3 separate regions of the Homo sapiens genome follow, and all the other regions are linked to region 2. A link is a contact called in ENCODE Hi-C or POLR2A ChIA-PET data. All regions are on one chromosome and are shown on one strand. Each heading gives the region's core, a stretch centred on a gene start or an enhancer-like site at or near the end of the contact. The rest is flanking DNA. Distances are from core to core; before and after follow the strand shown. Region 1 holds the start of USP19 (ubiquitin specific peptidase 19). Region 2 holds the start of TMA7 (translation machinery associated 7 homolog). Region 3 holds the start of IMPDH2 (inosine monophosphate dehydrogenase 2).

Region 1 (4,187 bases), core at 1,473-3,972, 680 kb after region 2:
AACATATCGAGACCCTGTCTCTAAAAAAAAAATAAGAAAAATTAGTCAAGCATGGTGAGGAGGCTGAGGTAGGAGGACTGCTTGAGCCCAGGACTTTGAGGATGCAGTAAGCTACGATCACACCTGCACTGCACTCCAATCTGTGCAAGAGTGAGACCCTGCCTTTAAAAAAAAAAAAAAAAAAGGGACAGGCACGGTGGTTCACGCCTGCAATCCCAGCACTTTGAGAGGCCGAGGTGGGTGGATCACCTGAGGTCAGGAGTTTGTGACCAGTCTGGCCAACATGGTGAAACCCCGTCTCTACTAAAAATACAAAAATTAGCTGAGTGTGGTGGTGCATACCTGTAATCCCAGCTACTTGGGAGGCTGAGGCTACTTGGGAGGCTGAGGCAGCAGAATCACTTGAACCCGGGAGGCAGAGCCCGCAGTGAGCCAAGACGCCACTACACTCTAGCCTGGATGACAGAGTGAGACATTGTCTCAAAAAAAAAAAAAAAATTAGCCTTGCGTGGTGGCATGCACCTGTAATCCCAGCTACTTGGGAGGCTGAGGCAGGACAATCACCTGAACCAGGAGGTGGACGTTGCAGTGAGCCAATATTGCACCACTGCACTCCAGCCTGGGCTACAGAATGAGACTCCATCTCAAAAAAAAAAGGAAAAAAAGAACAGGTTCAAAAAAAAGAAAAAAGTTTAAAAAGGAAAGAAGGCAAGCCCCCCAACAGCACCATCTTCTGGATCTTAGCCAAGTACTCAGGCTTCAAAGCTGAGGCTCTACTGAGGTTATCATGGGTCCTTCTTCTCTCATCATCAAACCAGGACAGAGAGAAGAACAAGAAAGTCATCTCCCAAACCCCAATCTGTATACCAATAAGATGGGAGGCAGAGAAGGCCACAATTACTCTGGGAATGCCACTCCCACCTTTCCTAGGATCTCCATCCTTGCTCTCCTGGTTTGCTCGATCCTTCTGCTTCTTCTTACTAGTGGTGTCCTCCAGTCCTGGGGGCCCTCTCCTTGGGCCTGTGGCACTGGCCCCGCCAGACATCTTGAGCCGCTTGGTCGACAGCCAGAGTGCCCCGGGGTCGGCAACAGCGTCTGGGTCAGGGCTGCGGCGCTTTCTTCCTGGCCCAGCTATCTTGGCAACTCTTTGTGGCCAAATTCTCCAGCAAGGAACGGACAGCCTAATGGAAAGAAGCCAGTGATCACTGCCAAGACCCAACAACTTGCTCTTTAGCTACACCCAGGGCTCAGCAACACAGGACACTAATGCTACAGAGCTGTATCTTCTCATCTCTTAAGTACCCCTGGACACTCTCAGGATATTCTGAAGAGGTAATAAATAATGCAAGTAGCAGCAACCACTTCTGGCCAAGCCTCATAGATACCCACCATAACAGTCCCACACAGGTGAAAGCCTCACTGAGGGGGCACCAGGTCAAGGAAGTCATGGCCTGGGACCAGGCTACTCCACCAATCTGGAGAGGAGCCACGGCTCCAGCCCACAGGGCTGGCACTCCGAGCAGGGTGCTCACTTTTCCTTCACTCTCACTGGCTGCTTAGTCACCACTGGAGAAATAGAAGGTGGAGGAGGAAGGCAGGACAGGAGACAAGCCGCAGGAGAACCAGGCTCTGTGGCTGTAAACAGGCTCAACCCAGGTTCTACCATTGCCCAGAAAAAGTCCTGGGGCTAAGGCACTCCACCTGCCTCCTGCCAGCTCCCACCCTTGGCAAGAACCTGCTCCTATGTACTGCTTGGTCCTTCTTCATTTCAAGAGAAAGTCCTCTCCCCAGCTGCTGTCCCAAGCAGAAAGGGACTGAAAAGTGTATCTAGATGTCACGCTACCTCTTCAGCAGCAACCCTGCTCCAGTACTAAGGCAGGATGGGCATCCAGTTTGAGACTGGAACAGAAATTATCACCTTCCTTCCCAGATGCCTTCACTCATGAGCTCTGAGCCACAAGGACCACTACAGTTTCCCACAGACCCACCAGTGGATTCTGGACTGTTTCCTCCTCCAAAATGAAGGTCTTGAAACTAGATACTGAGATGAGGCTGGGGAGGACCACAGATCCAGGACTCCTGGCAGCCTCAAGCCTGGCCTGAACCAGTAGCAGGACAGATAATGACTAGTCTGTGTTCCCCTAAGTGTGTAAAGGAGGAAGGAGGGATGGCAGGATACCCTTCTACAGGTCAGATGTGGTACTGGTGGGCTGGATCTTTAATGACACCTGCCACCGGCGCCTCCTTCTTGCACCCAGGCCCCAGCCGAAGGTCGCGTCCCTCCCCCATGCCCCAGGGACGTCGAGGCGGGTAAGGGGCTGTTTAGAGACCCGAGCCGGCCTGAAATGGCAGCGCGGGGTTACTGACCACAGATCAGCGCCCCGGTCGAGCTGCGACCCAGCTTCAGCCTCTGAACCCCGAGCCCGCCACCACCTCTCCCACGAAGTTGCCCTCGCTGGCCGCCAGTCCTCTCCCAGGTGGGAGGCTGGCCACAGGCATAGCGTAACGGCCCTGCCGGCATCAGTGGGCTGGCACGCTGCGGGGCACTAGGGGTAGGGACTGGCACGGCCCGTGACCTTGAACAGGCCGCCGCGGCCGCGCGTTGCGGCCTCCCCGCTGCGGCCAAGCCAGCGAGTTGCAGCCTGCTCCACTCACCGAGCGAGACCGCCGCAGCCAGCCCTCTTCGGGCCCTGGCAACCCGCTCTCCGTTCCGGTTCCGGCGCAGGTCGGTTCCGGTTCCGGCGCGCCCCTCCCCCGTCCCGGCGCCGCCGCCACCGCCTTAGCGGCTTGTTTTGTTTCGACTTCTAGCTAAGGCCGAGGGAGGCGGAGCGCCAAGCTGGTGACGCACTTCCGGCGGGAATGGGCTCGGAGCGACCCGCAGCTCCGGGGCGGGCCCGAGCGGAAGGAGGCGGTGCTCGGGTGGCTTAGCGGTGCATGGGTTCTGCTGGGGGCAACCTCGAGGTTCCCCTGGAGACTCCCCCGCCCGCCCCAAATCAGAGTCCAGACAACACAGTGGGGGTTCACACTGGTTTATTGGGGGCCCTGCCGGGCCAAGAGCTCTTCAGTGCATAGGCAGACATGCATGTGGGGCAGTGCTAGGAACTGGGGTAGGCCTTGGGCAGGGGTCACTGGCAGGTGTTGTAGATCTGCACCTGCAAGTTGATGGCTTGAAGCACGCTGCGCATCCTGGCCTCCAACCCGTCCAACTGGGCTGCCTTACTCTCCAGTGCCCGCTCATTTTCCTCATAGGTGCCTTCCAATTCTAGGAAGGGCAGGTGTCAGTTTAGGGGGGGTTTCCCGCAGTCTTGTGTCTCTGGTGCCCCATTTCTTACCCTGTAGCCGCTGCAGCTTGTCCTGAGCGGCTTGCAACAGGTCCCGAGCCTCATCCCGCAGTTGTTCTGCCCTTGCCTGTGCAGCCAGCACACCTTGGGCCTTGCGCTCAGCTAGGGCCTTCACCGTCTGGTACTGATCACCCAGAGGACCGCGTAGCAGCTGCAGATGTAGAGGGTTAGGTTAGCGTGGTAGCTCAGTGGAGGCCCATCTTCCACCCCTACCTTCTCCAGCTGGCTCTGCCTCAACCCACCTGCTCAGCCTCCTGGGCACGACCCTGGGCACTGCCTGCCGTTTCTTCTGCTGTAGAGGCTGCCAGACTATTTCCTGCCCGTTTCAATTTCAGAGCCTCCAGGAGAGCATCCAACTGCCGAGCCCTTTCACCTGCAGAGCTCAGTGCCCGCTCTGCACCTGCCATCCTCTCCTGTACCTGCCATGGGTGAGCCAAAGGTTACACAGATCTACGGTTCATGCCCATAACCTTGTCCCACTGATGTCCTAGGAAGACCTCACCTGGTACAGGGTCTGCTCTGTGTCCCGTGTGTCAGCCACTGCCCCCCGGATGGCACCCTGGGCAATACCCTGTGCCCGCTGGGCCTCCTCCAGTGCTGCCTGTACTGTCTCTGCCTTCTGTTTCTCATCCTCAGCCCAGCTCCTGGGGAGAAGGGGGAATCAGAACCTGGAGGTATCAAAACCAGGTGTCAGGGATAGGGGCCAGGGATGGGGTCAGACCTTGCCCGCCGTGCATCCTGCAGTAGCTGCTCGGCACGACGCACATCTCCTACAGTACGTGCCAGGATCGCATCCACATCTGCCAGGCTCCGGACTCGCTCTGCAATCGCACCCGCCAGGTGCTG
Region 2 (4,600 bases), core at 92-2,591:
AGTCTCCCTTTCCTCACTCCACTCCAAGCACATGGACCTTCTTGAAGTTGCTGGAACGCACCAAGTTGTCCCCAGCTCAGGGCCTTCACGACAGCTGCTATCTGTGCTGCTCGCTCCCTCACCTTCTTCAAGTCCTGCTCAAATAGTAGCCCCTTGGGAGGTCTTCCCCATGCACCCTATCAGATATGGCCATCCCACTCCCACCCTAGCACTCCTGACCCACTTTCTCTGCTTTATTTTTTCCATGCATATATCACATGACCTGCAACATGTATCCCATTTATTTGCTTTGGTTATAGTCTGTCTCACTCACTAGAATTTCAGCTTGGTACCTACATATAGTACGTACCCAGCAAAAAATGTACTCATCTGCCTAATCTCTGGACACTGTAGCATCCCAGCGCTCAGCACTGTTATTTAAAAAAATAACAACTTTGGCTGGGTGCGGTGGCTCACGCCTGTAATCCCAACACTTTGGGAGGCTGAGGCGGGGGGATCACGAGGTCAGGAGTTCGAGACCAGCCTGGCCAACATGGCGAAACCCCGTCTCTACTAAAAATACAAAAATTTTCCGGACATGGTGGCGGGCACTTGTAATCCCAGCTACTGGGGAGGCTGAGGCATGAGAATCGCTTGAACCCAGGAAGCAGAGGTTGCAGTGAGCCAAGATCGTGCCATTGCACTCCAGCCTGAGAGACAAGAGCAAGACTCCATCTCGGGGGGAAAAGAAAAAAAAGCTTTATTGATATATAACTTGCATACCATATAATTCACCCAATGTGTACAATTCAGTAGTTTTACTATATTAACAGAGTTGTATGGCCATCACCAAAATAAATTTTTTTGACCATTTTCATAGATGAACAAACAGAATTCGCAAACTGCTGCACCCCTGACTATATTATAAAACTCCTTACAGGGTTTTCCAAAGCTATAGGACCACGTGATATAACTCCCGTCCACTTCTGCCATCTCCCCGCCTAATCTCCCTCCACCCAAGCTGTGCTTTCCTTGGTTCCAGGAAAGCGACGAGCTTGAAGCTCTTTGCACATGCACATGCCCTGCTGTCTACCTGCAGTGCTCTTCCCGCGCACGGCCACAGGCCTGGTAGGCCGTCCGGTTAAGTACCCCTCCTACGGTTCCGATTCTACCCTGGCAGGACAACCCTAGCTCCTCGTACCTGGCGTGGCCCGACCAATCGTCTGCCACTCAGTTGACCTCTGACCTGTTAGTACCCGCCCCTGGAGCGCCGCATCCGGTAGCGAGAGTTCAACTTCCTGACTAGGAGCCAATCAGCGGGGCCGCCTCGCTGTCTACGACAAAGGGTGGGGCAGACGCTCCGTTTCCGGTGGCAGGGTCTGGGGAAGCGGCGGCAGGCGCCATGTCCGGCCGCGAAGGTAAGTGTTCCGGAACCGTGAGGACTGCGGGGACGGCGGGGTGGGGACCGGGCGGCAGGGGCAGGCCGAACGTGCTCGTGTCGCCCACAGGTGGCAAGAAGAAGCCACTGAAACAGCCCAAGAAGCAGGCCAAGGAGATGGACGAGGTGAGGGCGGGCGCGGAGGCACTGGCGGGTGCGGGGGCGCTGGGAGACAGGCCTGAGTTGAACACGCTCTGCCTCTCCCCAGGAAGATAAGGCTTTCAAGCAGAAACAAAAAGAGGAGCAGAAGAAACTCGAGGAGCTAAAAGCGAAGGCCGCGGGGAAGGGGCCCTTGGGTAAGTGGGGGCCGAATGGAGCTCAAGCTGGCCAAACGCTATGAGCACCTATTGGGATGAGGGCGCGGGCATGTCTTTTTCCTGCCTCCTGAACTGCGAGGTCTCGTTTTCCGACGTCCGCTGCAGCGAATGGTCTCTAGCCAGTCTAGGATTTGCAGCGGCAGTAAGGGCCGGGAGCTGGAAACGAGGTCTCCTGCCTCCCAGGCAGTCTGGGCTTCCATTCCTTAGGAAGAGCTGCAGAAACGGAAACAGTGAAATGTATTTACCTCAGACGCAGATTCACAGTTAAGTTTCTCAAAGTCTGACGTCGTCCGCAATCTTTTGCCCCAAATTCGTATTTCACTGCCTTCTAGTGTTTGAACCTTACTTGACTTAGAAGTTTTTTTGTTTTGTTTTGTTTTGTTTGAGACAGAGTCTCACTCTGTCTCCCAGGCTGGAGTGCAGTGGCGTGATCCCGGCTCACTGCAACCTCCACCTTCCGGGTTCAAGCAATTCTCCTGCCTCAGCCTCCCAAGTAGCTGGGATTACAGGCGCCTGGCACCACGCCTGGCTAATTTTTTTTTTTTGAGACGGAGTGCGGCTAATTTTTGTATTTTTAGTAGAGATGGGGTTTCACCATCTTAGCCAGGCTGGTCTTGAACTCCTGACCTCGTGATCCACCCGCCTCAGCCTCCCAAAGTGCTGGGATTGCAGGCGTGAGCCACCGCACCTGGCCAGTTTTTTTTTGTATTTATAGTAGAGACGGAGTTTCACCATGTTGGCCAAGCTGGTCTCGAACTCCTGACTTCAAGTGATTCACCCGCCTCTGCCTCCCAGAGTGCTCGGATTACAAGCGTGAGCCACAGCACCTGGCCAACTTTTTTTTTTTTTTCGTACTGCTTATATTATCTCTAATATATGCTTTTTTGCTTTCTGAGTCTTTTTACTTCTGGGTATGCCTAGACTAAAAGATAAAGTCCAGGCTCTTCAGTGTGCTGTTGCTCCATATGCTTTTCTAACTGAATCCTCCACCTTTTTTACATCTTTTATGTAGGAGAAATTCATTACATTTCAAAATATTTTTCAGGCCCAGCAGTTCTAGTACTTTATGTGCATCATAAGCATTATTTTACATTGATCCAACTAGTGATTATTTCCTCCACAGTTGTTTATGCCCCCATTTGAGCACTGTGAGCCATGCTAGGCATGATGGAGACAAGGATGGTGGGAGTGTCATCTAGGGCTTCCCAAGACCTCTCTCCCAGTGGGTTTGATCCATTATTGTTTACCTACCCAGCACTGAGATTTCTAGCTCTTGAGATTCCTTTTCAGAATGGTGTAAGGGGCCAGGCACAGAATGGGCTGACCATAATCCAAGTGCTTTGGGAGGCCTAAGCAGGAGGATTATTTAAGGCTAGGAGTTCACAGCATCAAAGGGAGACCCTGTCTACAGAAAAAATTTAAAATTAGCTGGGCGTGGTGGTGGTGGCGGCCCGTTTCCTGTAATCCCAGCTATTTAAAAGGCTGAGGCAGCCTCGCTTAAGCCCAGGAGTTCAAGGTAAGAGGATTATTTGAGCACGGGAGTTCAGGCTGTAGTGAGCTGGGATTGCGCCACTGTATTCCAGCCTGGGAGATAGAATGAGACCCTATCTCAAAAAAAAAAAAAAAAAAAGGTATCTTGCACCCTCTTTTAATCTGTGATTGTGTATAGGGGAAAGAACAGTCTTTAGTGTAACTCTATGCTAGTTGTTTCTCATTGAGCATCATCTGATTTTTATTTTAAGGTTTATTTTGTCAGGCCCCTTTGGATCTTCTTTCCTGTATTAGGCATATGTAACCCTACACTTTTTTTTTTTTTTTTTTTTAAATAGTCTCACTCTGTCGCCCAGGCTGGAGTGCAGTGGCATGATCTCAGCTCACTGCAGCCTCCGCCTCCCAGGTTCAAGTGATTCTCCTGCCTCAGCCTCCTGAGTAGCTGGGATTACAGGCGCACACCACCATGCCCGGCTAATTTTTGTATTTTTAGTAGAGACGGGGTTTCACCATGTTGGCCAGGATGGTCTCGATCTCCTGACCTCGTGATCCACCCGCCTCCACCTCCCAAAGTGCTGGGATTACAGGCGTGAGCCACCGCGCCTGGCCCAATCCTATGCTGTTTCTTAAATCGCCTACTGCGTTCCACATATATGGTCATTTGTAAATTGACAGAGTATACCAGGTGCCAGGATCATAATATGGAAGGTAGTGTAACATGGCAGTTAAGAATGTGGACTTTGAAGTCAGATGACTCAGGTTGGGATCCTGGCTTGTCACATACTTGAACAACACCTAACAATAAGACTTCTTTTTTGGCTGGGCATGGTGGCTCAAGACTGTAATCCCAGCACTTTGGGAGGCTGAGGTGGGTGGACCACTTGAGGTCTGGAGTTCGAGACCTGCCTGGCCAACATGGTCAAACCCCATCTCTACTAAAAATACAAAAATTAGCCGGGTATGGTGGCATGCGCCTTTAGTCCCAGCTACTCGGAAGGCTCATGCATGAAGAATCACTTGAACCTGGGAGGCGGAGGCTGCAGTGAGCCAAAATTGCACCACCGCAGTCCAGCCTAGGTGACAAAGCAAGACTCCATCTCCAAAAAAAAAAAAAAAAAAAAAAAATGCTGGGGTCGGTGGCTCACACCTGTAATCCCATCATTTTGGGAATCTGAGGCAGGCAGATCACCTGAGGTCAGGAGTTCGAGACCAGCCTGACCAATATGGTGAGCCCCGTCTCCACTAAAAATACAAAAATTAGCCAGGGCTTGTGGTCCCAGCTGCTCGGAAGGCTGAGACAGGAGAATTGCTTCAACCTGGGAGGCAGAGGTTGCAGTGAGCTGAGATCGTGCCACTGCACTGCAGCCTGGGCGAC
Region 3 (4,093 bases), core at 1,578-4,077, 590 kb after region 2:
CATATTGATCTGGAAGATGGAATTTCCCTGGGAAGAGTCCTAGGACAAGAAGTAAGTCTCAGACTGTGATGTGGCAGCTGCCCCTATTGCCCCAACCCACCTGTGTAGCAGCTCACCAAAACCACTACATCCACACCAGCCTGGGCGAGCAAGTCCAGCCTATACTTGTCATCCTCATGAGTGCCAATGGCTGCCCCACACAGCAGCTGTTTCTTGGCATCTTTGGAGGCTAGTGGGTAGTCCCGATTCTTCTTCAGGTCTGTCCGGGCAATGATGGCCACAAGCTCATCATCTTCATTTACAATGGGCAACTTTCCTGTGGTCAGGGCAGGACATGAATCAGGACCCTAGGCATTAGTTCCAGGCCCTTTCCCAGCTCTAGGACTTACCCTTCTTGCTGCGCTGCAGAATTTCATTTGCCTCCTTCAGTGTGATGCCTGCAGGGGCTACCACCAAGTCTTCCCTCTTTGTCATTATCTACGTGGGAGGTGAGATGTGAAGAAGGGCCAGTCATCGACTATGACCAGTTAACTCTTTTCTTTCCTTCCCAAGTAGCTGAGCTCAGAGGCACGCGCCACCACACCCAACTAATTTTTTGTATTTTTAGTAGAGACGGGGTTTCACCATGTTGGCCAGGCTGGTCTCAAACTCCTAACCTCATGATTTGCCTGCCTCAGTCTCCCAAAGTACTGAGATTACAGGGGTGAAGTTCTATGGACCACCACGTTCATACATTCACACCCAAAACACCCTTCCTCAAGGGATCCCAATAATTCTTAGCAGTATGGTATTGAGTGAGGGATGAGTAGAAAGGACAACATGGCACAGGGAGCACCCTCTTACACTATGGAATAAGGAGGACAACACAGGAACAATGGCAAGAAAATCAGGGCAGACCTCAAGCACTGCCCCTACCTTAGGGGTTTAAAAGAACAAAGCATGAATACTAGCAAGCATTTGGGCAGTTTGAAAGCCTCTGGTGGGGAAAGGATGCAGGAACCCAATAAAGGAGTCAGAAACTTGGTTTGACACTCCTTTCCCAGAGAGAAGAGGCTATCAGAGATGTCTTAGACAACAGAAGCCCCTTGTCTTCAACCTGGGCTGCTAGAGCTTGGATCTACTCTGCCAGTGGCACCCACCTCTTCCAAGAAACAGTCATGTTCCTCCTCTTTGAGAAAATCAATGTCCCTGGAGGAGATGATGCCCACCAAGCGGCTCCCCATCCGGCCTGTGTCTGTGATTGGGATACCGCAGAAACCATGCCGGGCCTTGGCCTCAAAAACATCCCGCACGCGATCCTTGGGGCTGAGGACCACAGGGTCTGTGATGAATCCCTGTTCATATTTCTGGAAAGGGATGGTGAGAAAGGGCATCGCATCTTTGAACTACTTTCATCAGGCTCTTGATCTGAAGCATGGGGTCTCTGCTTATCGATCCCTTTGGCAGTGCCACAAGACCAAATCACACCAACACATCTTAGAGACATGGGTAGGCTGGAGGCACTGTACACCTGGTCTATTGCTGCTGCTTTAAGAAACAGAATCTCAGGGTCTTCTCAGTAACTGAACCCCATGGTGGGAAGAAAGAATACTAAATTAGAATAAACCCCTACTCCCACCCCACCCCACCTCAGTGCAATTCCCAGGAGCGCTTGCTAATGATCGTTGCCCTTCTGACCTTCACTTTCCGAACTTCATTGGCCTGGAATTCAGGTGTACAGTTGTGGTGGATGAAGCCAATACCGCCTGTAAGCTACAGGATAAAAAGAGACTACTACTAAGTGACAAGAAGCAGGACTGAATGCCTTTGGGGAAAGGCGATGGAGTCCTTGCTCCTTCCCCCACACCCCATGGGGCTCACCGCCATTGCTATGGCCATCCCAGCCTCTGTGACTGTGTCCATGGGAGAGGAAACCAGTGGGGTCTTAAGAGTGATTTTCTTGGTCAGAGCAGAAGTCAGGTCCTGAGGAGACAAACGTCAACCAGTGTGGGAAAGCATCCCTTACACCTCAAGGTGTTACTGAGTCCCCCACAAAAAGGCACTTTTGTATGACCTGCATGCTAACAAGCAACATGATCCTATAAAATCCACCCCCAAGCCCAATCTGGTGAGTTAGCCCAGAGACCAGGTGATAGTAGCACCTTAGCTCACCTTGATGTTCAGGACCCAATTCCTGATCATACTCACCACCTGGTCTGCAGTGAAGTCGATGTACCCAGGGAGAATGAGAAAGTCACTGCGAGGGAAGGGAGTGAATTGGGAGTAAAGCTCTCAGCTTAGGGCAGCATGAGACTCCATCCCCATGTACCAATCAACCCGTAACGCATGTGAGCAGAGAGTGGCACTGACAGAGTCTGTGTGTCACAGGCACAGCACAAGGTGGAAATGGGTACAGGGGACCTTTTCTGCCACCGAGCTGTCATCAGTGCTCCTGGCACCCTGACAATTCCATGTGTCTGGAGCATGGAATCTCCGGCCTGAGATTCCAAGCACTACTGAGATGCTTCTCCGTACCCCAAGCACCGCTCCAGATGTCTCAAAGTGAGCCCCGGAGGTGGGTGGCCAATTCCCGAAACCTGTCCCCCACGCCCACGCCCAAGGCGGCTCTCGGAAGCCCCCATCTGGCCTTTTCCCCAGGGTGCCGCCCCTCTCTTCGCCCAGGTGAGCCCCATAGGCCCGCACTTGTAGGTGAGGCCGTCTCCGCAGTTGAAGAGCTGCTGTGCTGTGAGTCCGTCGTCTGGCACGTAGGACGTGCCCCCACTAATCAGGTAGTCGGCCATGGCCAACACAGGACACCGCCGCGTGTCTCCGAGGACCGCGCCGCAGAGACCTCTGCCGTCTGGGCCGCGCCAATATAAACCAGCCGATTTCGTCACTGCGCTGCGCGCGACGCTGACGTCAGGGCGTAGTGCGCGCGGGCGGAACCTACCCGCCTCGCTGCGGCGGGGGCGGAGCTGGCGCTGAAGAAACAGCGCATGCGTATAGCACATAGTGGCCTTGTCACTGAGGAGCTGCCACTTCACGTCCCACCCCACACTCCCCGCAGGACCTCGGCCAGTTCAATTAACAGGCAAGGGTTTACTTCTACTGTCCCGCCGGGCTCCTCCCCAAAATAAAGAGACGTTGTTCACTAACATGTTGAAAAGACGTGCTTGTCATTCTTAATAAACAACTAGAGTAAGAATACATAAGAGAAACAGAGTGGTATCTTTATATGATACACAAGTGTATGTTACAAGAATTCCATCAGGCACAGGAGCCTCAGGTTTTAAGGCCTCAATGTTAGGCCAACAAAAAAAAAAAAGGCATGGTAAAGTTTTTACTTTTACATCTAAAATGTCACTTGTCATAAAGGAGGGTGTAATAGAAATTGTCTTTAATAAATCATAATTGAAGTTCCCCTCATTTTTCTTCCATTAAGATGCTAAGTTTATGTCTGATCATGAAGAAAGAAAAGAACATCGTTCCCCTGTGGTCAGCAAAGTCTGTCAGCCCAGTGGAAGTCGGCTGGGGAGATTCCCTCCAGGGTCCATCCATCATTAATTCCATCTCTCTTGAAGATGGAAAGGGGCCACATTTCTTTTCACAGTCCAAGCCCTTTCCCCAGGCCCCAGACAAAAAAGAGTCAGCCAGCAACTTTCTAGGACATATGACACTCAAGGAAACCCAGAGCCACCATCGGCTGAGGAGTCTGCCGCAGCAGGTTTATGAAGATGCAAAGGGGGCAAAGTTTTCTTTTATATTTTAAACAGAAGCAGCCTGAAAGGCTTCGTAACTACACCAATAAAAAAAAGAAAAAAAAAAATGGAGGCCTCTTCTTTAGTGTGAAAGTCTGTCTGGTTTTTCCTGGCTGGTTTCTCTTGTGCCATGGCCAAGGCATCTCAGTGCATAGTGCTTGCATTGGCCACTGCGATGGCCTCCTGAATTTCTCTTATCACCAGGATCCGCGTCAGCATTTGTCCCATCTGCTCTCTGCTGATAGGCTGGACTGAGTACCAGATTGGGCTGTTGGGGGCCACCACTGGCTCAGGTGTCAGGTAAAAGGTGTCATTCCGGCCTTTCACACTCTGGGGGCTGAAGAATATGCGGATAA

What was found. Hi-C counts contacts between places; a loop is a spot of excess contacts on that map. ChIA-PET counts read pairs that join two places held with the same protein, here RNA polymerase II (POLR2A). Pooled maps may share reads with other maps.
Region 1: a loop to region 2 is called in a pooled map, with 10 times the contacts of the local background. The contact joins the promoter of USP19 here to the promoter of TMA7 in region 2. A Hi-C loop is called at or near these places in 4 of 50 pooled maps. POLR2A ChIA-PET finds 5 or more read pairs at or near these places in 2 of 52 experiments (PC-9 and activated CD4-positive, alpha-beta T cell).
Region 3: a pooled map shows a loop between it and region 2 (7-fold over the local background). The contact joins the promoter of IMPDH2 here to the promoter of TMA7 in region 2. A Hi-C loop is called at or near these places in 5 of 37 single-sample maps with no recorded cell type and 15 of 50 pooled maps. POLR2A ChIA-PET finds 5 or more read pairs at or near these places in 5 of 52 experiments (H1, MCF 10A, PC-9 and 2 more).

Annotation. Positions count from the first base shown.
Region 1 is chr3:49,118,101-49,122,287 of GRCh38, forward strand. It overlaps USP19 (ubiquitin specific peptidase 19), which reads right to left and starts at 2,723. Exons shown (of 27, transcript NM_001199161.2): 1 at 2,656-2,723; 2 at 922-1,181; 3 at 1-20. The coding sequence starts at 1,045. It overlaps LAMB2 (laminin subunit beta 2), which reads right to left. Exons shown (of 32, transcript NM_002292.4): 28 at 4,063-4,187; 29 at 3,844-3,985; 30 at 3,584-3,760; 31 at 3,333-3,492; 32 at 3,014-3,262. The coding sequence ends at 3,126. RefSeq lists enhancers at 2,022-3,011, 3,012-4,000 and a silencer at 2,584-2,903.
Region 2 is chr3:48,438,916-48,443,515 of GRCh38, forward strand. TMA7 (translation machinery associated 7 homolog) reads left to right here and starts at 1,342. Exons shown (of 4, transcript NM_015933.6): 1 at 1,342-1,397; 2 at 1,488-1,543; 3 at 1,626-1,713. The coding sequence starts at 1,382. It overlaps CCDC51 (coiled-coil domain containing 51), which reads right to left and starts at 1,204. Exons shown (of 4, transcript NM_001256964.2): 1 at 1,073-1,204. RefSeq lists an enhancer at 1,010-1,149 and a silencer at 1,580-1,639.
Region 3 is chr3:49,026,571-49,030,663 of GRCh38, forward strand. It overlaps IMPDH2 (inosine monophosphate dehydrogenase 2), which reads right to left and starts at 2,828. Exons shown (of 14, transcript NM_000884.3): 1 at 2,683-2,828; 2 at 2,188-2,236; 3 at 1,861-1,962; 4 at 1,678-1,752; 5 at 1,140-1,346; 6 at 390-477; 7 at 117-316; 8 at 1-39. The coding sequence starts at 2,780. It overlaps QRICH1 (glutamine rich 1), which reads right to left. Exons shown (of 10, transcript NM_198880.3): 10 at 3,137-4,074. The coding sequence ends at 3,882. RefSeq lists enhancers at 1,961-2,563, 2,564-3,165, 2,619-2,828.